Regions from separate parts of the Mus musculus genome. Here region 1 is linked to region 2. The links are chromatin loops, found by intact Hi-C in ENCODE. Cell type or tissue: heart. All regions are shown on one strand. Each heading gives the region's core, and the rest is flanking DNA. Links, peaks and the distances in the headings are about the cores only. Region 1 has its middle 72 kb from the start of Gm36548. Region 2 has its middle 120 kb from the start of Gm36548.

Region 1 (8,342 bases), core at 118-8,117, 51 kb after region 2:
TTTGAAGGACTTTTAAAAATGGCTGAGGTCTAACTAGATATCTCATATATTATGGCCTTCATGTCAGTGCTATCTGTTTATTTCCATTGACAGATCCAGGAACTAAGGCTTATAGACTTAAAGGAACTTCCCCCAAGGTCATATAGCTAATATATGACCTAGGTTTTCTATCTCCAGCGTTGCCTCACTTTGGCTTTTCTTTATTGTGTCTGCTTCCCTTTTTAGGTCTTGGATGGTTTTATTCAATTCCATCACCTGTTTGGTCGTGTTTTCCTGCAATTCTTTAAGGGATTTTTGTGCTTCCTCTTTAAGTCTTCTACCTGTTTAGCAGTGTTCTCCTGTGTTTTTGACAGCAGAACCCTATTGATTGACATGATACTTTTGGCATTTTCTTCTCCCAAGATAGAGAGAAGAGTATTTACTAGAAAAAAAAACAAGTTAATACTGGGATCTCATTTACTCATAACTGTGTAAAGAAAGCCCATTTCAGGTCAAAGGTAATTCATTATTTATTATTTACTCTTTCTAACTGAAAGTAACTTTGGAATTAATTCAGGAGATTTGATTACACGTTTATTTTTGGAGGCTGATAATCAAATCCTGAACTTGGTGAAGGAAATGCTATAGTCCTAAGAATTCTATTATACATATAAATATAAGATATATAATAAATAACTATCTATTATTATATATTAAATGACTTATATTGTATATTATTTATGCACACTATATGTATGCATATATCTACCAACTTTGAAGTTACTCAGCTGCTCACATTGGCTGCTCCCCAGTTTTTTGAGAAAGCCATGGGCAAGGAAATGGATTCTTCTTGTGTGTTAAGTGTGTCAAGCTTTCTATGTAGGTAATAAATCTTCAAACCCATTAAAGCTTATACCAAAACACCAACACCAAAACAAGGTGTTTGTCCCTCTTTGAGACAGAGACATTCTACGCCTGTCTAACCAGCAGTAGAACTGGTCTCCCAGAGGTTTGGCATGAGGTTTGAGTCTGAAGACTCAAAAAGAGGGAGGAATAATGTAGGGATTAATGTATGTGTGAGAGGTTCTAGCAGTGCAATAGAGCTACATGAAGAAAGGCAGACAGCGATTAAAACAAAACAAAACAAAACAAAACAAACCTCACCTTTCCAGAGGAGATTTATCAGACAGGAGACAAGACACTGCTCGACACTCCAAGACTAAGGCTGACACTGGCTAGGAAGAAGAATTTCTCAATGACAGTGTAGAGGACACAGCAGCATTGTCACCTTCAGAGCTCTGGGTGATGCTCTCTACCCTGGCACCTTGAGTACGAGCAGGTGAATGAGGGTAGCACATCCTGGCCAATGTGGTCCCTTAAGTGCTTTCAAGGCATATGATAGCTACAGAGAAGCTACAGCAAGAATGCTCAAAGATATTGAGGTGAGTGGCCATTAGGTACCCCAGGACTTTTTAGAATATTAAGATAAAATCCACATGCTGCAATAGATCTTGATTAGATAGTTAAAAGAACTAGATGCCCTGAATGTCCAAACGTGACCCACAAAGGCTTGTATTATCTGGGGTTTGGGCTTTGTGTTAGCAAAATGAAGCTGAAGAATCCCAGATAGAGTCATGGAAATGACTTAGACTCTCTCATGCATCTAACTCATTTCCTTCCTTGTCAGCCTACTGCTTCCTGACACTCCAGCCTTCCTCTTTTTCCCCAACCCCTGACTCTCCACACCCTGATGATGGCTGTGTTTCTCTGGCTTGGCTTTCTAGTGGTGAAACATTGATAACTAGAAACTAGTCCACTCACTCCTCCACCCAGCTTTGTCCTGCTGCTCACAAGTGGACTCAATGATGGATCAAAATAGCACATAGGCTTGATGAAAGCAGAGGGTTAAAAAAAGAATCTGTAGTTTATAGTATACAAGTTTCTAGGTAAAAAGTACAGTATATTACAAACATGGACGTCACTTCTCGAACATAATATCATTCCTAACATTGTCTACAATGTTAGAAAGTACCTAAGGAGGGAACTCACCACCTGTGGGCTATGATGTAAAATAGCTGGTATAGCAAGGGAAAAGAATGAAAAGGCTTCTTGCCCCCAACACTATCATAACCAGTCATTAGCTGAATATCCATCCCAGCAGGAAAGCGCATATGCTTAGGTGACATGGTCAGGCACCATAGACATGGTGGCCTCCATCAGAATGGCTGAATAGCAATGAGGTTCTCAAAGGCACAAAGCACAGTGGCTGTGAGCCCTGCTGCCCCCTCCTACTTATATGATGATATTCCCGAGATTCCAATGTAGGATTTTTTAAAATGCACCATCTTTATGTGGAAATAATCAAATAAAACAAACAAATAATATCACACATTCATCAGGAAGAGATTTCATCTTTGTAAAACATAGGCCACTGTGCTGCCTTGAGAAACCACAGCTACCAACTAGAGCATGAGTACCCAGAATGGTATACCAGAAGGCCTGGGCCAGGGATGCATTTAACACACATCTCACAGTGGTTAATGGTGCACAATGAAACTTGAGGATTGCCCACAAATATTGTAGCTTCCTATTTAAAAAGTAGGAGGAAATGCTTCATGAATAGTATGTATTATGTTCCTCTAAGTAATCTAGGAGATTAAAATGAATCACTAGGGATATTTCTTGTTTTGCTTGTGGAGTCTTGGGCTCTTATTTTGTTTCCTGAAAAGGAAGGTAAAGTAGGCAAATGATTTAAGAGGAAATCACATATGATAAAGATCTAAAGAAGTGAGCTACAAGTTCCCTCTAGGGGGAGGTCACCTGGGTCGGATTTACACATATTTGTAATCTGGTTAAGCCTCTTGTGTGGTATCCTCCAATCAGAATCTTAGAAGGAAGGATTAATTTGTTGGGAAATTAAAACAAAACAGCTTCCAAAATATCATATTTCCTTTCCCACACACATAATGCACAAAAAAACTATTTAGGTAAATTCACTTGATGATATTGTGTACCCCAGCATATTTTCCTAAAAGCTTCTTTAGATTCAATTGACTCATAACGGTCAATACCCAAATACTACAACAGCTACAGTCTAATAGCGCATTGTGTTATATTTTGTTAAACAGCCATTTATTCAGACTTTCTTATCACACTGCCACAGAAACAAACAAAGTCCAGTCAAACTCTCGAGACTTCACCTCTGCCATCAAAAAAAAAAAAAAAAAAATTCCAGGAATAGACACTGCTCTAGAATTTGATACCATAACACTTCCCAGAATCTCTGTTCAAGTCTGCAAGCTAGCTCAACTCCGCTTTAGTCTTCGGTCTTTACTGTTGGGTTATTTTAGCCATTTGAAGTTCCTATAATGGCTTGTACTGCCCTTGATCATCTTTGGTCCTGCCCGCTGGTGGACCTCTGGTGTCTCCTATATCAAATGGTCTAACTAGTCCCAAACCCAAAGGAGTTAGCATCATCTAGAAGTCAGGGGGTCCCTTAGGAGAAAGAACCCAAAGGTAAAGACGACAAGCCAAGACAGATATAATTCCTTCTTTTCTGTCTTTTGAGGTCTCCATAACCCACTGTTACTCCACTGAGACTGGGAGAAAACACCAGATGGGAATGCACACGTGTAGTTCCCAAAATTGAAGGTCGTTTCACAAAGGACATGCATGTGCTATTAAAAGTGGCATGGTCTCAGGTTAAAGATGTAGCTCAGTGTTAAAGAACTTACCTATCATGTGCAAAGTCTTAAGTTTGATGTGGTCGGGGTGGATCTCAAAGCTCAAAGGCATCCTCATGTAAAAGGTGGCTGTGGATACTACAGACTGCCAGTTAGGATCCTCTCCTTGTACTTATTGGCTTAGTTTGTACGCGGGATTCATGTAGGTGTATTACCTATGTATTAGTTTCTGAATCAGTCAAGTGTTGGCTTTGACAGCTACAATAACATGCATTATCACAATGGTCTAACCCAGTTAGAGAATATTCTTTCTTATGCAGGGAGTAGGGGAGTTGGGTAAAAGTACTTCAGATCTGTGTGCTGCAAATAAGATGTCATTAGAGACATCTGTCCGCACAACTGTCCCTAGAACCTTGCTTTATAGCTTATGATGGAGATCGGGAATCTGTCTGCTTGTCCTTTAGGGACTAGGCCCAACATACTAGGTAAAGGACAGACAGACATAATCAGACCTCCACGATGGTCGGGGTCCTCTCAACCAAGAGCCTGAAGGCTACAGGAATATACCTGAGCTTGTTGGGGGCGGGGGAGGCGTGGTGCCCGTGGGGATGGATGGGTCTGGACAGACCGGGAACATCTTGCCTGGAGAGTAGTTTCTCTGCTTGGAGACATCTGTGCCGAGTCATCACAAATGCTGCTTGGAAGGGGGTCTCTTTAAAAACAAACTGGAAGTCCTCTCTCCCCAAGCTGCAGGCTGAGAGCGCTCCTGCTCCTTGGCCTGTCAGAGACTCCCAGCCCTGCAGCCTGCAGACTTCCTGTGAAGCTAGTCAGGACAGAACTTCTTTCCTCCTGATCCTCTTCTCTGTCAGCTGTGGCTGCGGCAGTAAATCTTCAGAGAAGGCTCCTTTGGCAAGCTCTCTTCTGAACTCTGCCCTGCAGACCTTCGCAGGCACTTCTGCATTCTGCCCCATGATAATTCTCCCCCCTCTGAGACTGCTGTTTTTCTCACACTCAGGCAGGCCTCTCACTTTCCTTAACGAACTCTTTCTCTGGCCCCACTCCAAAGGGTGTGCTCCAGCAATCAAACACTTCCCCTTTTGTCTTATCACAACTCCAACAGGCCAGATAAGGTCAGGCAGAGGGAAGGGATGGCCGAGCGGGAGCAAGGAAGGAAGAGGTCTTCTAGCTAGGTTCAGTTGCTGTGAAGGCAGGTAAAGGAACACAGGGAAGAAGCTGACGCAACCTTCCCACCAGCATCTAGGACCCTTTATACGCAAGGGCACAGATCGCATAACCTCTCTCCATCCCTCGCAGCACTTCCACGGGAAGCTTCAGAACACTTAACCTACTTGGAAATAACTTTTGGTTGCTTTGAAAACAGTGGGATAGACTAAATCAGACACAAGATCCAGTATGGCACAGACAGCAGGGGATTAAATAGTTAATTTTTAGCAAACCTAAATAGAATTTCCATCATGTGCAGGCAGTCAGCTGCTATTGTGGGTCACCAAGACACAACGCACTATTTCTAGAGTTTGTGGAAAACATTAGGCAGCTCTAATAGAGTCAATGGCATTTCCTTCCTCTACTGAAACATGACTTCACTAAATCCCCGTTGAAAGTTTTTTTCCCCTCTTTCTAAACATTTCTCTCCATCTGCAGAGTAAGTCAATAAAAGAAGTTAAAAGTTAAAATGCCTAGTGAAATTTTATCAGGCATGAAATGGCATTCAAACCAGAGTTGCCACCCTGTCTTAGATGGGTGAAAATTGACCCAAACTTGGGGGCGGGGGAGGGGGGCGGGGGTGTATAACAGATTTCAGCTCTTGCAGCCACTGAGGGGAAAATCATTCCAAAGAGGCATTCCATGAAACCCAGGCTCTGTGAACAGTTGGGATTCTTGTACAAGGTACATCACTTCCAGAAACCTCTGAATTCTAGGAGGCCACCATTCTGTTCTCTTGGTGCCCTGACATGTTGCACTACACAGCCTTCATTTGTGTAGTGTGTCCCTATCGCATGAGACACTGCAGAGAGCAACCCTGAGAAGCTGTGTTACCTGTGGGTAACAGAGGGAAAATGCAGGAGACTCTGTTCATTATCTTAGAAAAGGGCTTTGGATGTTACATGTAGACCTAGAAAGGTTTTTTAAAATGGCTTTGTGGTTTTAAGTGTTTTGAGACAATTTTGCTACATAGCTCATGTTTACCTCCAACTCAAGATCCTCCTGCCTCAGCCTCCTGAACTGATTACCAGCATGCTCACTGTACTGGGGCTCCAGAAATACTGAACAAAAGAATGCAAACAGGGAAAAAGCATCCTTCTTTGCATAGGTTTAATAAATTACTAAGGGTGCCATCCTTGGGTTGCAGACATGTTGTCTTCATAGGAACTAGACTAGAAAGCAAACCACTCAATGTCTGTGGCTATTTCCCAGCCTTGATGATGTAAAATATTGTCCTTCTTTATAAACAGGCTGTTGACCCCACTTTAACTCAATGGACTGCCAGAATCAAGAATTATTCTATCAGAGAGCACAGACAGATCAGACACGCTGGCTGCACAGCATATTCAGAACTTCCAAGGGATTTATTAATCAGAGCAGGGCATTTTAGGCTTTAGCCTGGCTCACAGACTAAGTAGTCACCCAGCTTGTGGAACAGGACTTTGCTATACAAGTAGTCACCTCTGTTCATGTCTTTGTTCTCTATGCCCTTTGTTACCCATAGTAATCTGTGGACAGAAAGTATTGAATGGAAAATTCCCAAAATAATTCATACATTTGTTCTATTTTATTTGTAGTAGTTGTGGCTGATTGCTAGCGCCTAATTTTTAAATTAAGTTTTATCATAGGTATTATATAGAGGGCATGCATAATCTATCCAGTTCATGGTTGCATAAGCCATGGGTTCAGGCTTGTGCATAGAACCCCAGAGTAGGCAGTTGAGATTTACAGATACACTTAATGTTGATCATTCTGTCCACCAGACCCAAACCAAGAAACAAGCAGATAATTCTGGCACTGAGAAATTTAGAAACATGAGGAAGGGGAGACCTTTGGATGGAGTCATTGTTAAAACTGTGAAGCCACACAGTAAGGACAGGAGCCAAGATGGATAAGCTGTAACAGCAAAGAATATGCAATAGTTAGAGTCATCCCTCTTGGGAAAAGACTGTCGCTGCTCCCAAATCTGTTTTTTTTTTAATTTATTTATTTTTTAATCAGTGTACATGTGTTTGTCTTTGTGTGGTTGTACACATGTGAGTATAGGTGCATGTAGAGAGGTCAGAGATTTTCATATTCCCTGGAGATGCAGTTAAAGGTGGTTATGAGCCTTGTGACATGGATTCTGGGAATTTATCTTAGATCTTCTAGAAGTTCACTACATGCTCTTATCCTGTGAGGCATCTCTCCAGCCGCACATGTATACAAAACACACACACACACACACACACACACACACACACACACACATACACACACGAGTCACTTAAAAATTCAATGGAAAACTTCTGATCATCCCTCTCAGCACCCCAAGTCCACTTGTCTTCTGTGGTGGATTCAATTATTTTTCTTATCCTCAGATCATTGTTTTACTGATGAAGGTTCAGCTAATTTGTTCTCATCATTAAATTTGGTACGTTTTGTGGCTTTTAAGGGTAATATCAGTTGAAGAATACACTCCCCTTTGGTCTGATAGATTGATTTAAAAACCTCTATCTTGCATCTGCCTTTCAATACCACCATCATATCTCGAATTTCATGCATTATAAAGTGTCAAATGGGTTTTAAATGCCCCCATTCCATGATGGGAGACACAAATAGAATAATGAATCACTCTGAAGAGTGTTGAAACATAAAATAGGTTATCCAGAAATGTAGCCTCTTGAGCAAGTGCACTGTGGATGTCAGTCACAGTGATGTCATCAGAACTTCCATAATGAATTGGGGAGTAATACAATTCCAACATTAACAGGGAAAAAACAAAATTGTAGAAGTTGACAATATGGTCAAAAAGTATGAAGTGTGTGTATTTTTTCATTAATTGAAGGGACATTTATTGGGTGCTTAATATTGATAACCTGAGTGACTAACATGCGTATCATGTGTGTGGAGTCCAAAGGTTGACATTGAGTGCTTGCCCCCATTGTACTCTGCCTGTGTTTGTTTTTGTTTTGCATTTGTTTGTATGTTTGTTTGTTTTTCTGGCTTTTGGAGGGGTGTGGGGTATGTTGTTTACTGGAAACAGAGTCTCTCAATGACCCTGGAGTTCTCCAGATCAGTTTAATTATCTGGCCAGTGAGGTCCAGGGCTCTCCTGTCTTCACCTCCCCAGCTCTAGGATGTAGATATGGGCCACCATGCCTGAGTTTTTACATGGGTGATGGAGATCTGAATCCAGGTCCTTCTGCTCCTGTGCCAACCATTTTACTGGCTGGGTAGTCTGTTTGTGTGTGTGTGTGTGTGTGTGTGTGTGTGTATGTTTGTGGTGTGCATGCATGCAGGTGACCAAATAGGCCAGAGGCATTGAATGTCCTGGATTTGGAGTCATCTGCAGTTGTGAGCCACAGGGCAACCATGGGTGCTGGGATCCAAATGCAGGTCTTCCTAAAGACTTTTAACCTAAGACTGAGTGCTCTTAACAATTGGATTCTTTCCGGCTCCCCGAGAGCTTATATCC
Region 2 (8,342 bases), core at 59-8,058:
ATCTGAATCAGGAAGCTAGAGGTAGTTGTGGGCCACCCAGTGTGTGCTGGAAACCTAGCCCAGGTTCTCTGCAAGAGCTACACAAACTACTTACGAAGCCATCTCTCCAGCTTTTCACACCTTTCTGTCCAATGAAATCCCATCTTCTCTTACTCCTATTTCACACAAAGCACATTTTACATTTTGTTGTTTCAGAATAAGTAAAGACTGTGACCACTCTGCTTTCCTTTTATTTATTGTATTATGGCTGTAATGGTAGAGCTGTCACGTGACCCTTCTCGCACAGCCTTTTCCTGCCCGTTTCTAGAATCTGTTGATGCTTTCACTGCTGTTTACAACACACCTGGAAATAGATGTTGATGTGTTTACTCGAGTTTTAGACATACACATGCTTTTTTCCAAGACTTTTTCATTTAGCTAACAAAGACTTTGTGAGTTGAAAATTCAGGTTGTCACGTGGGTTAGTTAACGCTGTGCCTTTGTGGTAACGTCTCTAAGATGTGAAACAGCGGCACTCTATCCAAAGTTGCCACTGGCAAAGCTGCTCTGAGGCTCCCTGTGCGCTCTCGCTGTGTGTCTTCCCGCTAGTCAAAGCACAGCAGGTGCAATTCTCCATTTGCTCTTTGTCTCAGGAATTATATGAAATATAATTTCATATAATTTCCCCAGAAACCATCTAAATATTTGCTGATAGTAAAATGGAAAATAATCCTAATCATATTAATCATTGGGGGAAATTTTATGACATTAAATTGTTCTTGCAGTGGGTCAATCTCTAGTACAAGCTGCAGCATCTGCACAATGATTGGTCCCAGAGACCGATGGGTGCTTTCTCCAGAGCACTTCAAGTCACATGACACATTACATTTTAACAGTGTTCCTTATCATGAGCTCAAATCATTGACAAAACATAGTGAGACTGGTGCTTTCCACCCACCAGTCTTGCAAACAGGAGTTCCTAGGAGCAGCAGAAGTGAAATGGGTCCATGCTCCCCTCTTCATAGCACTGACCACATGGGTGTCCAAATGGCCGCTCACATATACTTCATCCTGACATGTTTCCAAATTTTTAATATCTAATAAATGTTCATGAAAATAACCGCATGGCTTTGCTCAGTTTCATAGTTGTAGGGGATTGGTCTGGTGCTACTTGTACTCAAATGCTAAAGTTTACACCCCAAGATCTGGTGGCCCCCATGAGAAGATTCTCACATCAAGGGATGCTATGTAACCTCTCTCCCCAAGTTAATCGGTCAATAAAAAGCTAAAGCCTGTAATTGGCAGTAGATAGAGGTAGGTGGGTTTTTTCCAGTTACCTGGCTCAGGGCTACAAGTAAAAACAGGAGAGAAAGAAAACAAGAGACTGAAGGAGGAGGGAGCTGCCATGAAAGGAGACTGACCATGAGCACGTGGCCAGGAGAAACAGCAAGGAAAAGGGACATGTGACTGGGATGTAAGCTCCAAAACCTGCCCAATCTAGGCTCACAGCTTGTAAATCAAATGCCCAGACTGTGCATCTTTTATATGAACAAGCTAGAATTTTCAATTCATTTAACACATAGTAGCACCAATAATCCTCCGAACTCAATCCAGGCTAAGACGCTTGAACATTCAGGACTTTGGGTTGCTGCAGAGTGGAGGGGGTTTTAATTTTTTTCATTTATACTTTGTTATAGAACTATAACGAGACTGAGGAACTATTTTCAAGTGTTAAGATATAATTCATTAAGAAGGTGCGAGGGATGTTCAGCAAGTTACCATGCTTGTCAGCATGTCTGACACCAGAGCTGCACACCTAGGATCCACATGCTAGAAAGGGAGAAGCGGCTCCTGAAGGTTCTCTGACCTCCTCGCAGTGTCGTGGCGTGCCCATGGCCACCTGCCACACAAATAAACACACATACAATTATTGTCGTGGCGTGCCCATGGCCTCCTGCCACACAAATAAACACACATACAATTATTGTCGTGGCGTGCCCATGGCCTCCTGCCACACAAATAAACACACATACAATTATTGCTTAAAAGAATTAGGATCAGGGGCTGGTGAGATGGCTCAGTGGGTAAGAGCACCCGACTGCTCTTCCGAAGATCCGGAGTTCAAATCCCAGCAACCCCATGGTGGCTCACAACCATCTGTAACAAGATCTGACTCCCTCTTCTGGAGTGTCTGAAGACAGCTACAGTGTACTTACATATAATAAATAAATAAATCTTAAAAAAAAAAATTAGGATCAAAGTGCAGAAACGTGAGTCTAAGGGGGAAAGGGGAGAATGTAATATTTCAGACTCCCCTGAAGGTGTGTCTTCATGTTTCTTCCTGTTAGTGGGAGCCCTCATCACCCTGCCTTGATATTTGAGTGATTGCATCTTAAAATGATAGTATTTATAAGAGAAAAGGGACATAACTTGCCACTTCAAATTCAAACTGAAACTTTGAGATATTATAATTGTCAGTGTTTGTGCATGCCCTATCTTCCAAGTGTGGGAAGCGGTTTCCGCTGTGCCTGCGTGGCCTAATTGGTAAACAAGCAATGTGCGCATGTGTGAGAGTGTTTTCGTGCCAAGTCACGGCCCATCCCGGGGCATGGTGATGAGGCTCTGGGAGAGCAGCCAATCAGGTGTGGACACGCCACACTAAGGTGTATATAAGCAGCGCCTTTTTGGTGCTTGGGGTCTTCCTCTTCATGTTGAAACTGGTGTAATAAAGTTGCTGCAGAAGGATCCGGTTTCTCACGCGTGTGTTCTTGCTGGCGAGACAATAGTGCGTGTGAGATCCAAGATGATGTTAGGGAAGATCAATGAAAATTTCTTGGGAAGTTCTCACATGAGAGTACACCAAGGAATGGATGAGTGGTGTCCAGCCTCTCTTGAAGTAAGAAATAAGTATCTCTTGACAAGAGAATGAGTAGACTTCACATACTCAAAAGTCATAATATGTGGACCTGCCTGAAGAAATGGCTCAGCAGTTAAGAATGTTTGCTGTTCATCCAGAGGACCTGAGTTCAGTTCCCAGCACCCACATGACTGGCTCACAACTAAGTCCAGCTCTGAGGAGCCTGACACCCTCCTCTGAACTCCATGTTACAAGTGCTCACATGTGGCAAATGCACACAGGGACACATAAATAAAAACAAGTTCTTTAAAATACACACACACACACACACACACACACACACACACACGAGTGGAATACTATGTGGAACTAAGAATGATCCACCTGAGGTGCATAAGACAACAGGAACGTCAAACCCAACGGTAACACAACGCTAAATATTCTGTTTGCTAAATACCAAAGAGGAAGCAACAAAACTATTGAGATATAGTTTCTGACAAGAGAATGCAGGATAGTTTTTAAAGCAGGCATGGGCTTACCATTGCATCCGTGATGATGACTGATTCCCAGTTCCCAGGGGGAAGAGACACAGTGGATGCCAAGGGCTCCCTGGCCAGCCAGTCTAGTCAAAATGGCAAGCTTCAGCTCCTACAGAGAGATCCCGTGTCAAAAGCAAAACTGGGAGTAATGGAGGGAGCCCAACATGGACTCTACTTCACTTGTGTGTGCACCCACGTGCAAGTTAGATAGAAACAGAGAGACAGAGGCCAGACAAATTCCTTCCTGAAACAATCGATAGTAGGGAAATTGGTAGTGGATAAACAAGGCCTGAAGGCAGGGGCGATCACTTTAAATACAGGGGCAAAAATGTCGGTGCAATAAGAAGAGATGAATCAAAGTTAGAGAGGACAAGTCTATATCATCTGGATCAGAAGAAAATGATGTCAGGAATAAACGTAGCTTATGAAAAAGTGGAGCAACCCAATTAATACTTAAACTTGCTGTGTAAGATGAAAATTTAAACAAACACACAAGTAGAAAAAAGAAAGATAGTATGTTCATCAAGTGCTCACAGAACTGTGACAAAAATGTACCACACGTTTACTTCCAAAGGAAGTTTCAATAAGCTCTCAAGCGATTTACCACTCCGATCACATTCTGTCACCAAGATGAAATTCAATTAGGAAACAAAAAGTGAAAGGTCTTAAACACCAGCATCTGTTTGCTAGTCTCTCATTGGCTCTCGTTGGTAACCTCTGATTGACTTTTAAAGCAGGAAGAGTGAACTGACTCTCAACCCTTCCTGGGCAACTTAACCATTCACAGAACTTGAGGGTGAGAGCTGAGTGAGGTTCAGGGCTGCCGCAAATGGTGGCGGTGACCCAAAGTGGTCACTAGATGGCAGTAATACTTGATATTTTTCTTCATTTGTCAGCATCATAGTGTCAATCTTCAGTAAGCACTGCAAAGACTTGCTTTTCAAATTCAGTTTGGGGTCCTTCAGGGTTTCTCTCAAATAGCTGCTAATGAGAAAATAATATTATTTATAGACAATAATTTATTGTTCCATAAACATATTTCTTGTTATTTCTTTAGTTTGCTAAAGCACTTTTGGGTCCTTTAAGAGATAAGAACAAGGGCTGGTGAGATGGCTCAGTGGGTAAGAGCACCCGACTGCTCTTCCGAAGGTCCGAAGTTCAAATCCCAGCAACCACATGGTGGCTCACAACCATCCGTAACGAGATCTGACGCCCTCTTCTGGAGTGTCTGAAGACAGCTACAGTGTACTTACATATAATAAATAAATAAATCTTTAAAAAAAAAAAAAAAAGAGATAAGAACAAGACATTTGCTGTCTGCTAAATTGTTACGGAAAAGAATTGAAGTATTCTAAGTTGTCTCTAATTTGAAATTTGAGTGGGTAATAAGCTGTCTCCTCTTAACAACACGAGCATATACATTCATGGGGAGAGTCTTGAAAAAGAAAGAAAGAGAGAGAGAGAGGCAGGGAGGGAGGGAGGGAGAGAGAGAGAGAGAGAGAGAGAGAGAGAGAGAGAGAGAGAGAGAGAGAAGGAAAGATTGAAAAATAGGAAGCGACTCTAATTTTAAAGATTCTATGGGAGGAAACCATCAGTCAGGAAGTTGCTCCTATTCCAAATCCCGCTGGTGAAGCATAATCCCATTTCCTTTAGGACAGGCTTGCAGTGAGGATGAAGGCCATCTGCAGATATGGACTGTACCACGCTAGCATCCTGGGGTGTGCATCTGAGACTCCCAGTCAGAGAGGAGCAAGCAATCTCAGGTAAACCAATAGTTCCAGAGCTGTCAGAGAAAGAAGCTCTCATTAAAGGCCTGATGCACAGAGATGTGAGAGTGTGCACATGCCTGGGCTTATGTGCATGTGTGCACGTGCCTGTGAGTGTCCAACTAAGGAAAACAATCCATTAATCCTAAAAAGAACAAGGGGCATACATAGCAGGGTTTGGGATAAGGGAAGGGAAAATGGAATAATTATAATCTCAAAAACTGATACATATATTTTTTCAAGATATCCATCCAAATTATGTTTTATTATAATACAATTAAAAACTGATTTACCAATCTTCACATGGAACTGCAGAGGAAGCTGAAAAACAAAGCCTACTTTTTTTTTTACTAGATATTTTCTTTATTTATATTTCAAATGTTGTCCCCTTTCCTAGTCTCCCCTCTGAAAATTCCCTATCCCCTCCTCCCTCCCCCTGCTCCCCAACCCACCCACTCCCGCCTCCTGGCCCTGGCATCCCCTATACTGGGGCATAGAACCTTCCCAAGACCAAGGGCCTCTCCTCCCATTGATGGCCGACTAGGCCATCCTCTGCTACTTATGCAGCTAGAGACACAAGTCCCACCATGTGTTTTCTTTGATTGGTGGCTTAGTCCCAGAGAGTCCTGGGGGTACTGGTTAGTTCATATTGTTGTTCCTCCTATCGGGCTGCAAACCCCTTCAGCTCCTTGGGTGCTTTCTCTAGCTCCTTCATTGAGGACCCTGTGCTCTGTCCAGTGGATGACTGTGTGCATCCACTTCTGTATTTGTCAGGCACTGGCAGAGCTTCTCAGGAGACAGCTATATCAGGCTCCTGTCAGCAAAAACTTGTTGGTATCTGCAATAGTGTGTGGGTTTGGTGGTTGTTTATGGGATGGATCCCCAGGTGGAACAGTGTCTGGATGGTCATTTTGCATCAAATTCACAAGTTTTGGGGGTCCGTTGACTAGTGACCTATGGTTGCCGTATTTCTTTCCATACTCACAGGGCAAAGACCGGAAGGCCAGGCTCTGACCTTCTTAACACTCATTCATAATAATCCTGTTCATTTAAAGCTTAACTACTTGTGAACATTTACAATGGTACAATCTACATTATTTCCTTTTTTTTTTATATTTCAGCACTTTCCTTAGCCCCATTCCAAGCACTGATAATTTATAATTCTTTTAAAATGCATACTGTCATTTTTTCTTGATTTCTTTTAGTTATATACATTCCTGATCATATGATTATTTATTTTCTTTACAAAAATATATCATCAAAATAAAGAGATGTTTGAGGTTGCTTCAGTGTTCAAGTCTGTTTGTTTTCTTTCTTTTTTCCAGTTTTAATTCAGTTGTCCTAAAGATGAGTATGCTTTATATACATATACACATACATATATATACATATATATGAATAGATCCAACCTTGAAGTTCAAAGATAGAATCTTGAAGAAAAGAGAGTACTGAAAAGAGTTAACAGGGGATGTTCTGGAATCTACTACTCTGTCTTTAAAAATGAATATTAACAAACATTAAGGGAGGCAGGGTGCTGAAGTAAGGGCCTGGACCAGGCAGTTCCTTGTACCCAGGACTACAGTGTACTTTCAAGATTAGGATTGCGATTGTGCCGGCCTTGCCTGCTGGCCCCTCCCTCCTCTCTCTTCTCTACCATGAAGTCCAGAATCATCTGATTAGTCTTTGTATACTGATATGGGGTGAGGTAGGAACCAAGGCTCATAGGTATTTTTCTTTGTAAGGATGCCTATGTGTACATAGGAGGCAAGAGGTCTGCCTCAAGTGTTGTTCCTCAGGTGCCAGCCACATTGCTTTGTTTGTTTGTTTGTTTGTTTGTTTGTTTGTTTTGTTACTTCAGAGGGCATCTTTTACTGTTCTTTGATAGCTGATTAGGCTAGGCTGGCTGGCAAGTAAACCACAGGGATGTGCTTGTCTCTGCCTTCCAACACTGGGATTACAGGCTCATTGTTCCATCCCTCACATCCTTAGATGGGTTCTGGGAATCAAACTCAAGTTCTCATGCTGACCCAACAAGTACTTTACCAACTAAGCCAGCCGGGATGGTGTGGTTTACTGTCTACATGATAAATAATCCCTAAAAACCTTCCATGTCATTTATGAAAATGAGAGAAAAACATTTTCTTTCATTTTGGTGAGGACTGAACTAATCAAATGAAGAATTCAGTGGTATGGGGAGCTAGAGGTGTTTACTCTGTAGGCTGTGGTTAGGAGACGCCTGGCTGGAGTGGTCCATACCTTAGAGTTCTGGGTGAACGCCATACCACACAGGAAACAACTGTAGCCTGCCCTGGGAGTGAGGTAGAGAGTTAACATATTCAGTGTGCATTGTAAGGCTTCATCAGCACGCCTTCTGCGGGGCCTGACCTCTCTGCTGGGCCACTGACCTTTATAACTGCACAGTCATGGCCACCGCCTGACAGGCATGAAAAGAAGACAGACAATGGCCAAGAAGAAGACACCCACAGGGGAAGAAAATGTACTCATTCAAGGGATTTACTGCTCAGGGATGTCATGTCTCATGTCCAACTCCAGGATGCATTTGGTGGTGTTTAAGCCATGCATGTGCAACTGAATAAATAAAGTTTTAAATCGACTTTTAAAAGCTTTGGCTCAGTGAAGTAGATTAGAATGTCATGAGACCGATTGCCAAGGCAGTACAGACTCTGGAGATAACAGCATCATACAGTGGTCTGCAGTCGGGGGAGAAATGAACCTGGGTCCTGGGTTCCTCCCAAATTGGTTGGGTATCCTTTGGCCTCTCAAAAGAGACACCTACCTCAAAGTGCCTAACAACTTGCTTTTTGGGGTTGTTTGTTTGTTTGTTTGTTTTGGGGGAAGGGAGGGACGTCTCCAGATGAACAGTGGCTGAAGGAAGGTAATAACGTTTTAATGGTTGCCAAACCCAGTACGGTTATGGATGTTAAGTCAGCAGAAGAATAATCATAGGTTGTGTTTTAAGGCCAACAAAAACTTATTTCTAGTATTGATTACTGGAAAGTCATCTTTCCCACTAGGTCCTTCTGAGCAGCATGCACATGCTTCTTAAATCACAAGTATGTTCCCAACGTTGACAGTAGCTTCTGCTTCCGAATGTAGTAGTGATAATTAGGCAATTTCATAACAGCCAAGAACTTTAATCCTCCACAGGATGCCATCCGTGTTCAATTTAATGAGAATGTA

The links. Hi-C counts contacts between places; a loop is a spot of excess contacts. Peaks named below come from ENCODE experiments on the same cell type or tissue, not always from the same donor. Only the 100,000 strongest peaks of a DNase experiment are listed, where the experiment ranks them.
Region 1: a loop joins it to region 2, with 2.0 times the contacts of the local background. A loop is called at or near these places in 2 of 42 quality-filtered maps.

The regions. Positions count from the first base shown.
Region 1 is chr5:3,193,920-3,202,261 of GRCm38, forward strand. No RefSeq gene overlaps it. Among named protein-coding and RNA genes, the nearest start is that of Gm36548, 72 kb to the right of the region's middle. In heart, for the core only: no CTCF peak of the experiment used is centred there; a DNase peak (open chromatin) is centred at 4,662; H3K4me3 peaks cover 662 bases; H3K27ac peaks cover 878 bases.
Region 2 is chr5:3,142,567-3,150,908 of GRCm38, forward strand. No RefSeq gene overlaps it. Among named protein-coding and RNA genes, the nearest start is that of Gm36548, 120 kb to the right of the region's middle. In heart, for the core only: CTCF peaks have their summits at 4,204 (motif pointing right) and 4,421; no DNase peak of the experiment used is centred there.